Linked DNA regions of Mus musculus: region 1 is linked to region 2. A link is a loop called in an ENCODE intact Hi-C map of the cell type or tissue named here. Cell type or tissue: heart. All regions are shown on one strand. Each heading gives the region's core, and the rest is flanking DNA. Links, peaks and the distances in the headings are about the cores only.

The links. Hi-C counts contacts between places; a loop is a spot of excess contacts. Peaks named below come from ENCODE experiments on the same cell type or tissue, not always from the same donor. Only the 100,000 strongest peaks of a DNase experiment are listed, where the experiment ranks them.
Region 1: it touches region 2 in a loop (1.8-fold over the local background); 2 of 42 quality-filtered maps call a loop at or near these places.

The regions. Positions count from the first base shown.
Region 1 is chr4:83,826,469-83,834,468 of GRCm38, forward strand. All of the region lies in intron 25 of Ccdc171 (coiled-coil domain containing 171), which reads left to right. Gm42309 (a long non-coding RNA gene) reads right to left here. Exons shown (of 4, transcript XR_881387.2): 3 at 2,059-2,195; 4 at 694-748. Among named protein-coding and RNA genes, the nearest start is that of Gm42309, 12 kb to the right of the region's middle. In heart, for the core only: no CTCF peak of the experiment used is centred there; DNase peaks (open chromatin) are centred at 4,923 and 5,233.
Region 2 is chr4:84,011,690-84,024,523 of GRCm38, forward strand. No RefSeq gene overlaps it. Among named protein-coding and RNA genes, the nearest start is that of 6030471H07Rik, 27 kb to the right of the region's middle. In heart, for the core only: no CTCF peak of the experiment used is centred there; DNase peaks (open chromatin) are centred at 4,302, 6,572 and 7,302; H3K27ac peaks cover 998 bases.

The DNA of each region.
Region 1 (8,000 bases), core at 1-8,000, 190 kb before region 2:
AGAACATACATTCAAATAAAAATGACATTTCTTTTCCTCACTACACCATCTAAAAAAGGGACCAATTTTCAAAACTGCTTGTGGCTTTTTACCCAAGCTCCAGTTGGCAGAAGGAAGGCTTTGCTTTATTATGCCCCTGATCACTCCACTATCTTGTCTGGGTACCACAGAAATCTGACTACACAATCAGTTACCATCCTGGAGTCGGGGAGACAATGTGCTATCTGATTTTATAATCTATTCCAACCACCTGACCTTAAAAAGTGCTGGTCTATTTCAGTTAATATCAAGTGGGAGAGCCTTCCTTCTGTAATATTTGTCCAGTACCTACATACTGTTCATCATGTCCCCTGCACAGACCATAGTTCCCCTGAACTTGCCTGCACCACATTTTCCTGATTAATTCCTATCAAACTGTGTTTCATGGTCTTCCCTACTGACAGTAAGATCAGGTAGAATAATTTCCATATTATGTCTATGGTAAAGTGAAATGACTTGGGTACTTTGCTTCTTTATTTGTCTTCATGAAAGGGTCAAAAATCCAATAATGTTTGTGGCAAAGCAGAGCATTGTGTTGGCATACCATTTAAATAATTCCAGCCTTGTTGAATAGTTTATGCCCCTTGCCTGTGCACACTAAACTGACCAGCATACTTTACTCAGGAAATGCTTGTTGATGACAATGGGAAAAAAATTGACACAAACCTTGTCTCAGTCTTATAACAGCTGGGCATATGAGAGGATTAATCTAGGTAGAAATAGAATTCACATAAATTAGTAGAATGTTCATTCTTAAAAGTGTAATTTTGGGGTTGGAGAGATGTCTCAGCAATTAAGAGTACTAGTTGCTCTTTAAGAGGACTCAGGTGCAGTTCATTTCCAGGCATTCACATCAGATGGCTCACAGTCCATTTATGAATTCAGTTTTAGAAGATCCAGTACTCTCTTCTGGACCCTATGGTATCAGACATTCATATGCTGTATATACATATACAAGGCACTCACACATAAAAATAGATTTTTTCTTAGTTTATCTAATTTGCATTTATTCAAACCCTTTATGGAGCCTGTTGAGTGGCAGTCCTTGCACAGGCAAGGACCATAAACTATTCAACAAAGCTTAAATTATTTAAATGGTACTCCAAACTAAGACTACACACACACACACACACACACACACACCCCATCTGCATAGTGCTGCATTTAAGGATTCTGATGAAATTTAAGAAAAGACATTTAAACTTCTGTTATTTGGGGACAGCATACTTGCCATACAGTTTATACAATAGCATGTTTTACAACTAGGAGCTTCAAATTACTGTGATGTGAGTAGTTTGTGTTTTATAAAATTGAATAAAGGTATTATATTTTAACTCATAATCTCTTTTCAAAAATCTGTAGCTAAGAGATTATTCTAAATGTTTTTCTTTTATTGAAAATAGATTTTTAATTGCATCATCTATCCTGATTATGGTTTTTCCTCCCCTCCCTCTCCTGGTTCCTTCGCACCTCCCCTCCCATGCAGATCCACCCACTTTCTGTCTCTCATTAGAAAACAGGCTTCTAATGGAATATAATATAATACAGTTAAAATAGTATAATATGTAGTATAAAAGACAAATCAAAACTAACATATCAGAATAGGACAAAACAAGCAGAGGAGAAAGAACCCAAAAAATAAACTCATTCATTCACATATTCAGGACTACCATAAAAACATTAAACTGGAATCCATAATGTATATAGAAAGAACCTATAGGGTAAAAAGGGAGAAGAAAATACAAGAATATAATAATAATAATAATATCATATTTTAAAACAGAAAGGCCATGACATAGTATAAGGCCAGGAACCTCTAAAGACGCCGTTGAGTTCCTTTTCTGCTGTCCTCTGCTGCTGGGTACGCAGCCTGCCCTTAGGGTGGTTTGTTTCTCCAACGAGACTCCATTAGAGGAAAATAAGTTTTCATTTATAGTGGTTCAGTTGGAGACAGCTTCTGGGTTAGGGACATGTATCCACTTCTTTCAGGTCTAGAACCTCACTCTGCTACAGACTCACACGGGTCCTGAGCATGCTGCCTTTGTCTCGGTGGACACTGATTTGCACCAGTCTTGTTGACTTAATGGCCTTGCTTTCTTGGTGTCCTCCATACCCTCTGTCTCTTAGACTTCTTGCCTCCTCTTCCACAGGATTCCCTGAGCAGTAATAAATAAATAAATTGTATTATCTTGGACATTTACTTTGTTTCATACAAAAAAATTAACTCAAAGATGGATCAAAGCCCCAAGTATAAGACTTACAATGAGAAAAATCCATAAACCCCCAGGTTTAAACCTTCAAGTGCTTAGGCTTGGTAACTGAGTCATAGCTATAACACCAGAAGAAACCCAGATGCACTGGAATCCTTAAAAATTAAAGACTTTTGTGCATGAAAACAAAACAAAACAAAACAAAAAAACAAAGCCAAGACAGTGAAAAGATAATACAACAGGAGAAAATATTTACAGTCAAGTATCTAGTTAGGTCTAATGTAGAAAATGTGAAGAACTCTTGAACTCAATGAGTACATGATAACCTAATTTTATTTTATTTTAGTGTTAGTTTTTTTTTTAGATATTTTCTTTATTTACATTACAAATGTTATTCCCTTTCTTGGTTTCCCCTCTGAAACCTCCCTATCCTATCTCCCCTCCCCCTACTCACCAACCCACCCACTCCTGCTTCCCTGTCCTGGCATTCCCCTACACTGGGGCATGGAGCCTTCTCAGGACCAAGGGCCTCTCCTCCTATTGATACCCAACAAGGCCATCCTCTGCTACATATGCAGCTGGAGCCATTAACCTAATTTTAAAAATGAACAAAGAATCTTAGTCGACAACTTTTCTAAAGAACACAAACAAATATTCAACAAACACTTAGGAGATAATTGAGGTCACTTGATGACCCCCCCCCCCCCCAGTAAGTTAAATTTGAAATTTTCATTTGGCACAGCAAGTCTACTCTTAGGTATATATCCAGACGAATTCAGAGCAGTTATTCAAACAAAATACTTTGTCATAGTAGTGGATAAATATTCACCATAGCCAAGGAGGCTTCCTCAATATAAGCCGGTTGATGAAAAGATATGAACATATATTGTATTCAGACTGTGACATGTTATTTGGCCATAAGCTTCAATACATTTTTTTTAATTAAGAAAATTTTATGTGCATGATTGTTTGTGCATTGTGTATATGCATGGTACCCAGTAGCCATGGAGACCAGAAGAGGGTGTTAGATCTTTTATAACTGGAGTCCTAGGCAATTGTGAGCGAGCTGTCGTGTGGGGGCTTGGAACTGAATCCAGGTTCTCTGCATGAGCAGTAAGTGCTCTTAACTGCTGAGCCATCTCTCAGAGCCCAAGGTGCCACGAAATGTTGATCCATGTTGCAATATGCACAAAAGACCAGACACACCAGAGCAGACCAGTTAGTCTTCTTCAAGAAGCCACACATGTATGATTCCATTTATATGGAATGTCCCAAGCTAGCAAACCCATAAAGACTCAGATTAATGGTTGACAGTTTGCAGGAGGAGACCATTGGAGGTGAGTGAGTGCTGAATGGGTGTGGGGTTTCTGTGAGATGAGGAAACTTTCTGAAATGGGATGGCTATACAAAATTGCAGATGTACCTGATGATTTAAAATGGATAATCTGTGAATTCTAGGTTGGGTGTGTTTTAACACATTAATTTTTTTCATGAGTTCTTGTCTGGCATGGCATCACCCCTCTTATACAGGATGGCACACTGCAAAATCACATGACAGAGAAACACAGGAAATTTGGGTTCTAGAGAAAGTTTGCCATCTGACTCATCTCAAAGCTTTGGGAAGTAAACCGCACAGTCTCCATGGGTCTTGGTTTTCCTGGCTATAGAATGAAGACTCTAAATGAAATGAAAGTTGAATTCCTGCACAACTCTAAAATTCTTTTATTTGAGCTATAAATAACAATTTAGAATTCTGAATTCTATGCTTTATGTTGTTCCTGCTTCACTTATATTGATGAAATGAATGTTTCTAAATTTGGTTATATTCTGCACCAAGGAACCACTCACAAAAGCATACGAGGTATATAAACCTTACAATATAACTTATAACTAGGTAGTCAAAAAGTCCCCAAAGTAATTGGGGAATGGATTAGTATACTTGTAAGAAATATTTCCCTTTTTAATGCACAGTTTTTTTGATATTTAATATGTTAGGAATGTGAACTTTTAACTTGTCAAACTATTGTAACGTATTTGAAAATTATAGTAATTTGATTACAATGTTGCCTATAAGGCACAAGGTTTAGTTAATGGAATCCATATGTAATTAAAATGCAGAACTAAATGTAATCAGACTCCAGTGACTAGGGCTTTCATATTGATAGTTTTACAATGGCCTCTGGGGTTGAAAGTTTAAATGTTATAGAATATAATAGCGCTGTAGAAAACAAGCTGGCAATTTATTTGCGTTAATGTTACCAGCACAGCCACTTAATGGTATGTGACTCTGGCATCCTGAATTGTCTTCCTCTTAGTAGTATGATCTGTTGGCAGGTGGCAGATTCACATGGCTGCCACCACTGCAAGAACATTCTCCACAGCACTGTGGTATAGACACACCAAGATGAAGGTCCCTGCCCTGAGCCAAGCCACACTCTCTTTTAATAACAGAGCTGCTTAATTTGGGTGAATTCACTTGAATCATGTGAAAGTAATAGACACAACACTATGCACCAAGCCACAAAAAAGTTAAAAAATTTTTCCTGAACTTTAAAAAAAAAAAAAAGAATGATTTTCTCTGGACGAGCTTAAGAGTCGACATCCTGTGCTGGAGTTCTCTAATCATCACCAGCACAATTTACAATCAGAACACACAGAGAGCCAGTTCAGACCAGCTCATCTGTTGATCTTGGCAATGGCCCTTCATCTCACTGTGTACAGCTGCCACTTAAGAGTGGGGGGGGGGACTCAGCGGAGAGTTGGGGGCGGGCTGCGAGGCTGGTCAAGGCAGGAGCACACAGACCTGCTTCATCTCAGTGGTCTTTCGTATTTTACTGCCCTCCACCCCTTTTTTTTTTTTAAACTCAAAATTAAATACGGACCTCTCCTGAACCACTGCGCTCCAGGCATAAGAAATTGTAATGTCTGGCTTCCAGAAACTGTCCCGTCAAAATGTGCTTCTGATTAGGTGGCTTAATTACAGCTGTGAAAACAATGTTGATTTAGGCCGCAAGATTCCAGGGCATGTCAGCTGCTATTAGCTAACCTTGGACTGAATCCACCATTTTAAAACTCTGTGCCACTAAACTCACCCTGCCTGACAACTTTTTATTTAGGTGGAAAAGTTGCCAAAAGCAGTACATTTTAATCAACGTATTGTTCAACACACAATTTCATTTGTATCACCATTAATGACTCTATCAAGAACAAGGAAACTCCATTTGTTCAAACCAGTAAGTCCTGAGTAGTATTTTTGAGGGGCAACTGACACAAGAATTACTTTTAACTCCTTTAATTCAGTTTTATTTTAATTCTAGCATGTTGGTTTAACCACCCAACTTTATTACACCTAAATTTTCCTGACAGTTTCATTTGCTGTTAGGAAATAAAATTGCAATTTTTTTTTTCAGCATGGGAAATAATGGCTAGTTTTTAAAATGTTATGGTGGAAGCGTCCCTTGCCTGAAGCGTGTTCAGACCCAAACTCAGTTTACTTTTGGAAGGAAACGGACCTCATTAAATGGTTTTTTAATATTTTAATATCGCCTAAGTATTTTTCCATGGTGAGAAGGCTGATTAGACCTGTCTGTTTCCACCTGCAGGGGAGCTAGAGGTTGTAATTATTTGATGGCTCTGGTGCTCTGGCCTTTTCAATACAATTGATGCAGATACCGTGAATAGCTATGTATTTGAGGTCATTCCAATTTCTTTCACTATTGGACATGAAAACTTACTCTTATGTGACATGAATGACAATATCACAGAACAACAGTTGAAAAAAGTCAGTAATTAAAAGAAAGCAGTGCACTGAAGGCAGAAGCATGACAGGAAGTACAAAAGGCATTAAGTCTCATAATCATCTCATGAGAACTTTTCCTTGAAAATCCTTTTCAGTGAATGATGAGCGAGCTAACTCAGCATTTGTTCAAGTTGTAGTAGGAGTTCATACATAGGTAGTGTTTGGTAGAAGTGGATGAGCATATAGGTAATATGTGTGTTTTGAAAGAAAGTGTTGGACTCCTGATTCAAGACAGAGTTGAAATCAGTCGTCTTGTAAGTATCCAATAACAACCCAGAACATCTTCAAACTACCAGATTTTTTTGGAGGCATGCTCTACATCTGTCTTTAGTTCATCTATCATTTGAGTTAATCTTCATGTCAAACTTATAAAGTAAATTTATAAAACTTGTAAAAGAAATTTATAAAACTTACAAAGGAAAAAGAGAGGGTATACAATATGCCCAAGATGACAGAGTCTAGGCCAGAGCTACTGACCATTTGCATACAACCCATACCCTAAAGATATGACTAGATATTCTTTCTGAAAAAAAATTCAGGAGATGCAACAGAGAGAAAACATCAGGCACGACAAGGTCACATTGTCATTTAAGGGACAAGTGCATTTAAATCTGAATAAAAGTTTTATAGCTTTCCGTGTCTAAAAACCCCCCAGCTAATTTCCCCCCTTTCAGCATGAAGCGGCTGTGTATAGAGCCTGGCACATTCTCTAGCCCTGCAGTTATGATCTTTTACCTAGAACAAAAGGGCTTCCTCCTTCTCTTTTGAAGCTGCTTTTATGCAAGAGGAATTCAAGGTGTATCCTTCCATGTTAGGCTGGTTTGAAGTTTCAAATTTCTTGCGTTTGTTCTTATGGTTCTGTGTTCTCGGAGAAATTGCGAAGAAATAGCTGTCTTCGTTTTTGCAGAACTTTGGCTTAGGGCATCCTTTGATAGAAGCTGAACGCGGCTCATTCTTTTGGTTATCCCTTTATTCTCAGTGTTTGCCTGACACAGATGAGAACGATGCCCCCACTAAGATAAAGGGCAGTGAAGGTTGGGGTCTTCAGTCCATCATTTAGTTCTTTGGAATTCTAGTTGAAAATAATGGATTTGGTGGAAAATGTGCCATATAGATTGTATGCAGTATAGATTTATTTTCCTCACAATAAAAATGATTATTTCAATATAGCTCTGCTAAACCTTTCTGGTGTCTTGGGATTCACTTTGAAAAGGTGTCTTATTAAGTAACACTGGGTATGATAGATTGTTCTGATTAAAATTATGCATATCTTTATTGGTTTTGACTTTTCTTGGTAATATGACATTTTTTCTTTAAGCAAGTATAAGAATAAAAGTGTTTTGAAGGATAAGTATATTTCTTCCTATGTAGGTATCTTACTCAATTTTTTTGTGGTTGTATAATACTTTTGCTCTGTAGTAATCTTTTTTTTTTTTTTAAATACCATGGTTTCACATATTTATGTTTTCTGGACTTTTTTTTTCAAAATCCTCAAATTCTTTAAAATATTCTATTTTTCCTAGCAGGTTAAAATGTAATATACACACAGAGTAACTTATTATATTATTTTCTGATATGGGATTATGGATGCTTTTACTTTTCAGAGTAGGATATTTGAAACGGGGTTATTGGAACAGGAACCGTTTATGACGGTTTCCTCTCTTTAGCATCACTGCAGAGTGCTGCCTTTTGACAGTACTTCAGAAGAGTTCAACTGGTCACCATGCCAGTACTTACTGCTTGGTCCAATGCTTCTCGATTGTGGTGTGATCTAATCGTCTATACAATTTCACCTGTTTCATTCTTACATTTGGTCAGCACTCACAATGTCCCATTGGATAGACAGGAAGCATAGGAAGACCACTGCCCCCCAGTCCCCTCCAGCTCATCTGGGACCCTGTCATACCTTCCTCCGAACTGCATGCTCTCCGTTTGTAATTCCTCCTTTCAAA
Region 2 (12,834 bases), core at 2,891-10,890:
CCACCCACCGCAAGTAAAAATCGATTGTGGGGTCCCTAATTTGAATGCCCTTCTGTCTTCTTATCTCTTGTGAGAAAGAAAGACAAGATAGTATGAGAAAGAGGAGAGATGAGGGGAATGGAGGATATTTTTTAAGCCATGCAATTTTCAGAGTCTCTGGTGAGGGACATTAGTGATGTGCCAGTCCTTAGATCTCGTGCACTCTCCTTCAGAGTGGCCATTTTTCAGAGTGACGTCTAATTGCCGCAAATAGTCACTGTGCACATTTGGGCCTTGTTCACAGCTCCCTTCTTTATTGAAAGGGGGAGCGGTGGTATTGATTCAGGATGGCCGGGGAGAATGCTGGCGAATATTAGTGAGGAACGGAGAGAACACAGTACATAAACTTTTATGACACAGTGTCAAGCTGGATTGTGAAGACATAAATGAAAAGGACAACACGGTCTGTAATTACCACAAGCCCCCACCTTCCTTCCACTGGGCAGGCAGTGGAGCTGGCCAAGGAAAATGGCAGAAGGGGATGAATTGCTCAATGCTCAGGAATGGTGGGCTGGACTTGTTGCTCTTCATTGTTGAGAAAGAATATATGGGGGCATAAAAAAAAGCCCTGTGGCTCATATGTGGCACTGAGGCAAGTGCGCAACTTCCATTGTCAGCTCTGGCACTTACTGCTAGCCACACGTCATGAGGGACAGTCACTCAAGTAACCCAAATTGTAACATCTCCTCTAAAACAAATGGTAATGGTTACTTTGCAGGAATGGCATTAGGATTAACTGAGATAGTAAGTGCAAACTCTTGTTCCTGTAAAATTATCAGGCTCCTAATAATACTTTACCAATAACCTTAACGATAAACATTGTAATTATGTGCTGGCTAGTTTTATGTCAAATTGACACAAGCTGGAGTCACCAGAGAGGAGGGAGCCTCAATTGACAAAATGTCACAATAAGACCGGGCTGTAGCCAAGCCTGTAGGGTATTTTCTTAATTAGTAATTAATGGAGGAGGACCCAGTCAATTGTGGGTGATGCCACCCTAGACTAGTGGTCTTTGGTTTTATAAGAAAGTAGGCTGAGAAAGCCACAAGCAGCAAACAGGTAAGTAACACTCTTCCATGGTCTCTGCATCAGCTCCTGCCTCCAGGTTCCTGCCCTGCTTGAGTTCCTGTTTCAACTTCCTTCAGTGATGAACAGTGATGTGGAAGTATAAGCCAAATAAACCCTTTGCTTTGCAACTGGCTTTTGGTCATGGTGTTTCATCACAGCAAAAGAAACCCCTAGCAAGGAGAAGTCATTATTCATTCACCCATGAACACTAATGAAGTGTTTACAACACATGATGTGTCAGAGTACTGCAGGGCCCCAGCCCTGTGGGTCTTAAAACACAGTGTGGAGAACACATTGATGTATACAATTGAGGTTCTGTGCTAACTCACCTTGGCTGTCTCTATGCGACAAAGTGAAGCTAGTGTCTAGGCACAGTACTCAAAGCATATGGTTAGTTGACTTTGTACCTTACCATGCCAACAAGTTTGCACAGCTGTGTCCCTCTCTGAGTTGAGCTGCTTTGGTTTGCACAGTGTTAGATGGAGTGTGATATCTGACTTACCAGGGCCCAGATCTCAGCAGAGAGACAAGAGAGGCTTCCTCTCCACACAGCATTCGGGGTTCAGCCCACCTTGAAAATCCTCAGCCAAATAGTGAGGAATGGAAGGAAGAAAGTTCCCTCTGCACGTAACTGTCCTATGTGGTGAAGGGGAACCACAAACAAGATGGAGGTATGGTGGAAAGAGCAATTCATTTCACATGACCTGCAGATGCAAACTTTGTGCCAATGGAGCAGTTGCCAGGGTAGAAGGAAATGATGGTAACTCTTGAGGGGGTGGGGATCACCCACCCAGAAGACTGGTACTCCCTTCGCATCCTGTGTCTGATGGCTGGCATGCAGCTGTCCAGCTGGCCACTCAACCACTCAGCTTTGCTTGGCTCCCTGTAAGCTACAATTGGTTCCCATCATGAAATGTTGGCTGATGGGATGGCCACCTCTGGGCCATTCTTACAGTGAAGGGTGCCTTCCTTCCACTCCCTGTTCCCCTCCATCAGCTGCCTCACTTGGACATGGCAGAGCTGCCCATAGCTGATTCTCTACAAGACCATGTTGAATTACTTCTCCCAATGTCCTGCCAACACTAAGCTACTTCAGACACTGCGAGTGAGAAGGAACTTTAGGTGAGTTTGAGGTATGGACTATTTTTAGCTGATTTGTTTCAGACGTTACATGGCTTAGGAGAGGTGGCTTAGGAGATGAGTCAGGTAGCAGTCAGGGGACTTTTATGCATGGAAACAGTGAAGGCAGACAGAGTCACAGGAACGTAATGTACCCAATTTCCTACACCGTGGACGAGGTGTCAGGTGGCAAACCTGGTCTGGAAAATAGTTTGAGGATTTCTTAAAGTTCCACACCTGTCCTATGTTCCAGCATGTCTACTTCCTCCCATGTATTACTTACTCACATAAATACCTGGGCTAGATTGTTCCCAACAGCATCACTAAGACTGCAAACAGATCAAGAATCCAGCAACTGAAATCATCCCTGCATAGTCACACTATGGGATGCTATTTATCAAAGAAAAAGAGCAAACTACCCACATATGTGAAAACCTGCATAAACAAACAAAAATCCAAGCCCATTAGGTTTTATGGAGGAGACAGACAGCAAGATTGTATGATTCCTTTAAATAAACTCAAAGTTGGACAGATTTCTCCACGATGATAGAAATGAGGCTAGTGGTTGCTTATGGCTGAAGGGAGCATCCACCGGTCGTAGGGAACTCTGGGAGATAAGGAAATCGTGAAGATGTGGTTAGATTGTTATGTGTATGTCAAAATTTACCAACTTTTACATTTGATACCTAGGCACTTAGATGTATGTAGATTTCCTGATATTGGTATGTGCGTGTACTACTACGATTTTCTAGAGAACAGAACTGAGAGAATATACTTATATGTGACTTATTAGAGTGGCTTACAGGCTATGGTCCAGCTAGTCTAACTATGGCTGTCTACCAAAAAATCCGGTGGTTGTTTGGTTCACGAGGCTGGGTGTCTCAGCTCTTTTTCAGGATATGTCAGAACCCCAAAGAATGGCTCTAATGCCATCAAACCAAGAATAAGAGCAAATAGGCAAAGAACAAAAGTTTCTTTTAAGCTTGTCCTTTCCATAGGCTACCAGGAGGAGGTATAGTCCAGATTAAGGGCAAGTCTTCCTATCTCAAATGATCCTATTAACTAAAAACCCCTCACACGTGTGCTCAGGGACTTGCAATTTTAGTTAATTCCAGGTGTAGTCAGGCTGACAATGGAGATTAGCCATCACCAGTGTGGCACATTTGCGCACATGTGCAGGCACACATACACACACACACACCTGCATGGGTGTGGCAGCCAGAGGAGCCTCAGATGTTGTTCTTGAGGGGCAGCTTCACTTCTTGTAGCTAGTCTGTTAATGGCAAAGAGCTTGCCACATTGGCTAGGATGGCTGGGCCATAAGCCCCAGGGAATCTACCTGTTTCTACGTCCCTAGTTCTGAGACTGTTAGGGCTTGCCACTGTTCCCGGCTTTCTCGTATGGGTGCTGTGGAATGAACTTGTGTTCTCATGCTTGCATGGCAAACACCTTACCAATTGAGCCAGGAATTTAGATCTCATTGCCTAAAGGCACAGCCAACCCTTGGCATTGCAATAAACGTGACATTGTCATCTACAAAGGTCATATTCAAGAATAGCACAACTGAGTTACAAAAAAAATCATAAAACCCCTAATAACCTTTTAAGTAAATTTACCATTCATAGCTAGCCTGGGGCTCAGATGGCCCAAGGTTTGGGGCTGGGCATGACAGAATGGTTTCGAGACAAGAAAAGCAAGCTCAGATGCAGGTTTGGAACAGAGTGGTGGCAAGGCAGCTGAGGGAGGGAAGTAAGGTGGTGGGATGCACAGGGGAGGGGCCCTGTAAGGGAAGCAAAGACTGCAATTTCCCTGTCTCGACCTGTACAGGCCAGTCTAGGGACGGCTGGGGATCAGTAGCCATGCTTGCCAAAGGTCGAGTCATGAAACAAGCAGTTTCTTTCATTCGGAGTATTTTAATCCCTCGGACTCTATAGTGGGATGGGAGTCCTGTGTTATTATTGGAAATGGTGTCTATTATTAGTTACTGTTCCTCCTCTTGGATGGTGGAGTGCCAAGGCTTGGGAGGAGCTGGGCAGGACCCAGAGAGAGAGAGAAATGGTCTGTGAAGCCTGTATTTTCCAGAGCTCAGCAGTCAGGCTCTCAGCCTCATAGCTACTTATTTTATGTCCATCTAGTCACACCTCGGCTGAGCTCTCCAGTCTGCGTCAGAACCTCTGGGAGCCTGGAAGTAGCTGTGAACAGCAGTGACCTACCAGGTGGGTGGTGGGGAGGAATACCCATGCCAAGAGGACCAGAGGCAAAGCCAAGGCTCTGTTCCTCTAGAAGGTCAGGATGAGAGACACAGAGCACAGGCTCAGAGGGTGGTCATCTAGACCCATGACTGAGCAGTGAGCCTGTCTCACAAACATTCTGGGGAAGAATTCATCAGGCATTTTCTACACAATCCTGATCTAGTGTGCTCGTGTGGAGGATAATCTTTCTCTTTTGTACTTTGTATCTCTCTCTCTCTCTCCATATATATATATATATATATATATATATATATATATATATATACACATATACATGTGCGCTCACACACACACACACACACACACACAAACACACCCACATGAGGATTTTCCTATGTAGGCTGGCCTCAAACTCACCAACCTCCTGCCCCAGCCTTTTGAATGCTAGGATTTTAAACATGAGCACCCTCACCTGCCCTAACCTCATTGGGTTCTTTTCCAGAAAAGTGGTGTGGATTACAGTAACAGCTCAGAGAACCTCGCCGGTGAAGTCAGACACTTCAGAGCTGCCTCCTGAACATTTCCCTCCTTCAGTGCCAGGACAGGCAGCATCTAATAGGACAGACATCCCTTCCACCTCCCGAGCTTCCTTTTATCACCCTGCAGTGTTTCCATGGTTGGTGTTTTCCAAGGCATTCCCGAATCCATGTACTTTCTCCCTTTTCAACACGGGTGATTCATTAAATGTCAAACCAAACGTGGCCTTGTTCAAATACTTTTGTCGGAGTTTTCCTTTAAAAACACATCCAGAAATCAGAACACAAATCCTGTGTCAGTCTCTAAGACAGTCATGCAAGCAGTTGTAACTGCAGCTGTATGTCTGCAGCAGGTGCAGCAGAGATGCTTAAAAGGTGATTTATGTAAGCTACCTGGGACCTTCAGGGAAGTCAAAGCTGGGCGGCTGCTTCCTGGCGACCCCTCCTGGCTGTGCACCCTGGCGGTTCCCAGCTGACTAGGGATGTGGCTACAGCAGTTTCCCAGTGATGAGTGGCTACCAAATTGTCACAAACACACAGTCCCCTTGTGGTGAGTGTTTCATTGTCATAGGACCTGGCTTAGTCCCCCAGCTGTCCTGGGTGCATAGTCATTGTCAGGATAGAGTTCTTCAGAGAATCCCTGCTCTGCCCTGAACAGTAGCAGCTTGTACACAATGAAGCCATCTCCCAGGGAGCAGCAGATGGACAGATTTCAGCCCAGACTACCCTGAGAATGTGGTACACACCACAGAACAGGCCTTCTTTGGCAGGGAGATCGGTTTCCCTTCCTGGGAAACCAGCAGCCCTCAGACCCCTTGCTACCCTGGCCTCTGTCATGGGAAGCCATCAAAGCTTACAGACAGGCTTTGGAGAAGGATGGAACTGGATATAGATTTTGGCTCTTCCATTTACCAGCAATCTTACCTAATCCATGAGCCTGCAAACCTCAACTTCCTTATCTCTAAGTGCAGAGAATTGTGGTGGCTACCTGTATTAGCCAGGGTAAGCAATACCAGCAAGCACCAGCAAACCTAAGTCTCATTGTCTCATGGTGAGGAAGGCGTATTTCTCTTTCACACAGAGTTAATGAAGGGGATTTGATCAACAGCTCTCCTGGGGTAGTCCTGCACAAGGAGCAATTTCTCCTAGTGTGTATACTTGCCACCTTCTGGAGACCTGGGGTCTATATTTTCTGCCTTAAATGTGGGCTGGGGGTGGAGAGGGACTTTGAAAACCAATCCAGAATAGTAGCTGTCAGTCCCTCTGCTCGCAAGATGTGAAGAACTCTAAGTGAATGATGAAAAATTGTCCCCAAATATTTTGGCAACCTAAAATTGGCCCCAACGGGAGTATTTACACCACAGACATTGGCAGTTGTACTGTGAGAGGCAGGGGAAAGAAGACCGTGCTTCATTTCTGACCCACAGAAGTCATCAGTGGAAGCTGTGGAAGTACAGCGACTCTTCTGGGATTCCGAGTCAGCCCTGGCAGCCTTAGAGGCTGGGAAGTCACAGTAAGCCCCCTTGTCCCTGGTGGGAGACAGGGAGTCTCACATCCTGGACACCACAGTGACATCGTCCGCGGAAATCAGAGGCACTCTCCTCTGGCTCTCCCTAATCTTCCTTAAGCTCGCCTGCACTTTTGAAATTCTTCCCAGCTGTACTTGGGTCCAGAATGGAGGGCTTTGTGGAGCTGTGAGAACTTGACTCTAAGAGACTCTCCCTCACAGGAGTCCCATGTAGAGGAGCTGGCTGGCGCCTGACGCCATTAATCCTCTCACACAGCACGCACCCACCCACCTACATGCCCAGTTTCCTAATATTTACACATCTGACTCTTGCCATTTCCTTTTCTGGGGCCTCTGGGAACTGTTAACAGGGTTTTCCTGAAATGTGGAATTTGCAGGGAAAGGTAGATGGGCCCAGAGTGGCCCAGGCCCAAGTGGTATTTGGGAGGATGTGACAGAATTTGCTACTGGAACCTCTGGTTTTCATACCCACAGCAGTTATTTGTCACTTCTCCCTTTCTTAGAACCAGAACAAAGGCTCTGCTGCTCCAGCCTAGATCCCTGTGCATTACAGGAGTGGGCTGGCAGCGGGCAGAGTTCACCTCGCTCGTCATCCCAGTGGAGGAAGGGCACGGTTCAGTGAATCTTTGTTTGTTTTTACAAACTTGGTGGGACCACCTCCACACCACCACCATCACCACCACCACCACCCAATTTGCAATCAGAACCTTCCCCAGATTCTGGAACGTAGCCCCACTCGGCCACAAGTTCTAAACAGCAGTGGCTGAATGGTGCAGTCTGAAATGATGTCAACGGCTTGTGCAGGAGCCAAGGAAAATATGTGGAGGCCCTCGGCGGCTTCATCCCCACGCTTGTAGCAATGCAGCTGTGAGCCTTAAGTTTTCCTTCTGAAGAGACCACAGTGCATCTGGAAGGATTCAGAGCCAGCTCTGCCTGTCACACCTCTGGATGTCCTCCCCTGCCCTCCACCCTCCTTGAAGAACCAATTTTTAAAAGCAGGTCCAAAAGAGACATGGACCACGAAATGTAGCTAGAACCAGTGGTATTCATCAAGTATTTGAGTAAGAGCTTAGCTCCCATGGTGGTAGGCATGGGGAGGGAAGAACAGACAGACCAAAATGCTAGGGGTGTCAGAGAGGGAATTCCATAGCCACAGGGCTCTGGGACCAGAGGGCTTCTACCACTTAAGCCCGCAGGCTCTTGTCTTCTGACTCACAGAGGTGACTCCATTCCACTTTGTGCCTTCAAGGAGCCAGGGCTTGAGTTGCCAACAATCATCCTTCCAAAACTCCACTTGATCCCATCCATGGGAATGCAGTCAGAGGGAGAGAGAGCCTCCCATCACTCCTGCCCATGGCTGCAGAGCTCAGGGATCCCACGGATCCAGTTCATCCCACGGCAGGCTCTGTGATGGTGTGGCCATGTCCGTGGTCAGGAACTCTGCTTTAGAACCGGAAGTGCACAGATAAAGCCCCAGGGGGAGTCTTAAGCACCCCTGTACTGCAATTTATGGGTCAAATGACAAGTCGGTGGAAGGAGTATTATTTTTCTGAGTCTAGCAGAGGAGCCTGGAGAGGGAGCAGCTAAGCATAGCCGCCCCTTAGCCAGCACTGCCGCCTCCTCCTCATCTTCCTCCTCCTTCTGTTTTTCCTTCCTAAAGCCTTTTCTCCCTTGACCCTCTTGAAACTCTTCCAGCCAAGTGAATCTGGGGAAGGAAGGGTCTGTGCATCCTGACAACACGGTGGGACACAGGGCCTCTCCTCCTCCACATTGACCTCTGGGCTGGGCTGGGTGCAACCGGCCATTACTGACACTTGGCTTTCATTTTATGATTGTGTTTATAGAGAAAACATACTTTAGAAAAAGAACTCTCCCATGGCCGCCAGCCATACCACTTTGTGGATTGCAGGAGCCAAGTAAGGCGGGGTCTGCTTGCTAGGGATAGCAGAGCCCACCCAAGGGGACCTGGATGCTCTGAAAAAGTGAACTGCTGACTTCCAACCCCCGACTTCCCTCGTAGGAATCACCTTGTGACGAGATGAGATATCAGGTAAGCAGAGAAGAGGTGAAACTGCACCAAAGTCCCAAAACAGTGCACATTTGTGTCCCTTCTCCTTCATGGCGAATAAAAACAAAATACTCTCCTAGCCTGCAGCTTCAAGGCATGCAACCAAGAGATGCTCCTCAGATTCTGTGAGCATACTTATCACTGTGCTTCTAGGCACTGTGTTGATGCTTTGTGGTTCCCCCGCCACACACACAATTCTTAAAGCAAGCAAGTAAGAAAAGTTCCATCTTTAAGGTTTGGTTCAGAGAAGCAACTTGCCCAAGGTCACAAAATAGAGGCAATGCTTGAGGCTGCTGAACTTCAAAGTGAGTGAAAGATCTTTGCAAGAAAACAAGAAAACCCAATACCTTCTATCCCTTGTCCTTTTTTTTGAGGGTGTGTTTGTTTCAAAGGACCAAACACTAGTGCTAGGTTCTCAGGTGTCCCGAGGATTTAGTGAGGCTTTTTCCTCTCCTCAGTCATTAACCTCTGTGACTCTGTAAAGAACCCCTGATGTGACTGAGCAAAAGCTGTGTACAGTGTACAGAACAGTAGTAGTCCTTTGGCAGAAGGTCTTTCAAATGCTCCTTCTGGAATTGTTGAAATATCAGTCAGGGGTGGAGCTGGCTTCCAGCACAGAATGCGGCCTCCCAGGAGTGGCCTTCCCACCCAGCTAACTACATCTTTCAGTCTCTCCCACCTACACTGCATGGTAGGTCCTCAGGGCTCAGGAGGCTGAGTTCACACAGCTGTGGAGCTTGGGGACACACCCAGGAGGAAGCAAAGGTCACACACTCAGATCTGAGGAATGAGGCTAAGAGGGGGAAGCATGGAGGATGGGTGCCCACCCAGAGAGGAAGGGAGAAATGAACAACCAAGATGACTATATGACTATATGAATGTATGTCTGCATGCACGCACATGCACACACAGACACACACACACAGACAGACAGACAGACACAAACACACACACACACACACACACACACACACACACACACACACAACTATTGAGTCTTAGAAAAGAAGAAAACACTGTCATTCACAAAGAACTTGAAACTTGAAAGGTGTAAGACATGCTAAACAAAGCCAGGCACAGAAAGACTTTCAGGTTAGTCCATCTGATTGAAGTATATAAAACCATGAGCTAAAATTAATGTGTTTTTGAAAAATTTAAATGGATAATGTCAGGTGTCCTGTCACAATGACCAGAGGCCTAAAGCATCGTTATCCTACTTTTATTCTACATTTCGTTACTAATACTTTGACTTTAGAGTCTTTTAAATTTTAGTCCAACACAGCTTGCTCTTGCTGATGCTGAGGCTTAGGTGAGGCAGGAGCACACGGCAGATGGGGGAGTGAGATGGGGCATGGATGTGATCTAAATACATTGTTCTCACATATGAAATCATCAAAGAATAAATTAAACATTTTAAAGGGTAACAACGTTTTATCAAGTTCATAATATGGCCAGAAGTGGGCTTGCTCGATATTTTGTGCCTACTGTATTAGAGGAGCAGAACCCATAGGGCTCGAGAGGAGGGTGGAGACAGAGAAATGAAGTTTAAGGAATTGGCTCACAAGATCACAAGAATAGCGAGTCCTAAGTCTGCAGGGCAGGCTGGCAAGGTAGAGACCCAAGGAAGAGTAGGCTTCTGTCTCAAGGCAGTAGGAAGCTGGGTTCCTTCCACACTGGGGGCTACAGTGTTTTCTCCTAAGGCCTCCAACTGATTAGATGTGGCCAGCTTATATTACAAAAGGTTATCTGCATTGCTCAGTCTAGTTATCCAAATGTTAATTATATCTACAACATACCTTACAGTAGCATCTAAACTGGTGATTAGACAAAAGAGTATAGCACTATACCCGGTGAACCTAGCACATAAGATCAGCTATTGCACATATTCGCCTTTTTTAATCCTCACAACGGCTCCGTGACAACAGTAGTATAATCCTTGTACTGGGCCTAGGGAACTGAAGATAATGTGCGTCAACAAGTTGTCAGAAATAACACAGCTAGTTAACACAGCTGGGCCGTAGCTTTGGGACTGCTTGGTTCTGGCGCCCAACTTCAGAATGGCACGGAAGCTTCCTTCTGGAGCCTCTGTTCAAAACAGAGACTTTTCGAGGGGCAGTGAGCTGCCTGGTAGATTATCAGCAAAGTCTTTGCTCATGCCTCCGTTCAACCCTGGCGTCTTTGACAAGCTGGCAAAGCTAGAGAATCAGTGAGCCCAAGTATCTCACAAAACACCCCCTCCTGTCCCCCGTTCAGGAAGTTTCCGCACTTCCTATCTAGAGTGCCACCCCTGACTGGTGTTAGTGGGCACGCCCTGCATTAGGGGCAGTGCCCCCTCACTGTGGTTTCTCTCCTCTTCCTTACTGCACTTCAAAAGCACTTCTCTCCTAAGAGCACAGCCTGTCTGAGACCCCTTCCCAGAAGCCTACTCACTCAGAAGTCTCCAGGGACCACCAAATCGAATTTGGGGTTTCTGTTTTCTCCAACCAATCACAGTGGCTGTCTGAGAAACTGGCTCTCAGCCATTGGGAGCCAGGATGGCTGACCACTTCCGGAGGAGAGCCAGACCATGCATCAGCCACGGCTTCATCAGTGTCCGGCTTGTTCTTGGAAACATAGCGTCTAAAGTAAAGAGAGAAAAATGAAGAGAATTCTGAATTCTCATTAAAGAACTGTATGGATGATGAGCCGGTATGGAAAAGTAGACGTTTCCTTAGCCTCAGGCTCCCGAGAGAAAGATGGCGATCCAAGAAAGGAATAATGCAGGGGACGAAAGCTCACGGGCTCCAAGGGCCTTGTGGCCATGGCTCCTCTTGAGGGGACAGTCGTCCTCTAGAGCTCTAGACTTCACCTCTCCCCCTCTTCTTCTCCCTCCTCCGTCTCCGTCTCTACCCCACCCCTGCTTCTTTGACAATATTGTGTCAGAGAACTATTGTGAAAAGCCAGGCGAGAAAGCTCAAGAAAATGAGCCCGCCTCGTGCACACCAGTATCTTTCAGACCGTGCAACCCAGGCCATCTGCCATGTTGCAAAGCAGAAACCAAGTGTCCCATACTGTCTGTGCTGTGGAGGAATGGAGTGTTCTCCACTGTGCCAAAGGGAAACAAGGCAGATGCCCTGAGTTTTTCCGTGAAACCCGCATGCTGAGGGTCCAGTGTTTGCTTCTTTAGCGGGGTCTCAGTGGTGCAGGCAGAAGTTGTCAGTCGGCACCGGCTTCCTAGCAATGCCACAGCTGGAAGGAAGACAGATTCTGCTTCTCTCCTTTGAGAATTCAAAGAATCATGAGCACCAATAAGATTCAACTACCACAGGTACTGCCCGGAGCCCGGCTGGTCACTTTACACTTTCCATGAGAGACAGAGCTAACATATCTGAAAGAGAACCCAGAGGGTGCTGTGTGGTCTTCTCCAAGCTGTCCCTTTGGTCTGGACAAGTCAGATGATCCTCTCATCCTCAGAATAGAATGTCCCCAAGTCTTTCCCTCAGATCTGCTTTCATTTACAGGCCAACTCCATTGCTCTTAAATGCTGGTTTGCATTCTTTGTGTGTGACTGATTCTTTAAGAACCAGAATTTAGGCTGGGCAGTGGTGGTGCATGCCTTTAATTGTAGCACTCAGGAGGCAAGCAGGTGGATCTCTGTGAGTTCAAGGCCAGCCTGGTCTATAGAGTGAGCTACTAGGACAGCCAGGGCTACACAAAGAAACCCTGTCTCAAAAAAATCCAAACATAAATAGATAGATAGATAGATAGATAGATAGATAGATAGATAGATAAACAAAAAAAAGAAAAGAAAAAAAAACAGAGTTTAATGCTAAAGTGGAACCCCCCTCTCTCCCCCTCACTCTCTCTCAGATCAAACTCACAGCTTTTCACCCACTAGGCAGCCGCTATGATCTGAGCTATACTCCCAGCTCTTGTCTTTTTAAAGACGGGGTTTTACTATGTACCCCAGGCTGGCCTGGAACACATTATCCTTCTGTCTTTGCCTCCTGAGCACTGGGATCAAACACTTGGCTCACTCACCCAGAGCCAATCTCCTTCTCCTTTAACAAATGAGGAAAAAAATAAGCCATAGAAGTATAGATTGTTTAAATGCATCATGAAGAGAAGCAAACCCTAAAGTCTGAGTTGGGGGAAATGGTACCAACTTCAACTTGGGCCTGAAAGGTCTTCCTTGTCCTTGTCCATTTCCTGGTGGAACATAAAAGGTTTGCAAAGACCACCACCCTGTCCAGGGCCTAGCTTCCTTTTGTAGGCACTTCCTTTTATGTCTGCCTCTTGGTCTTT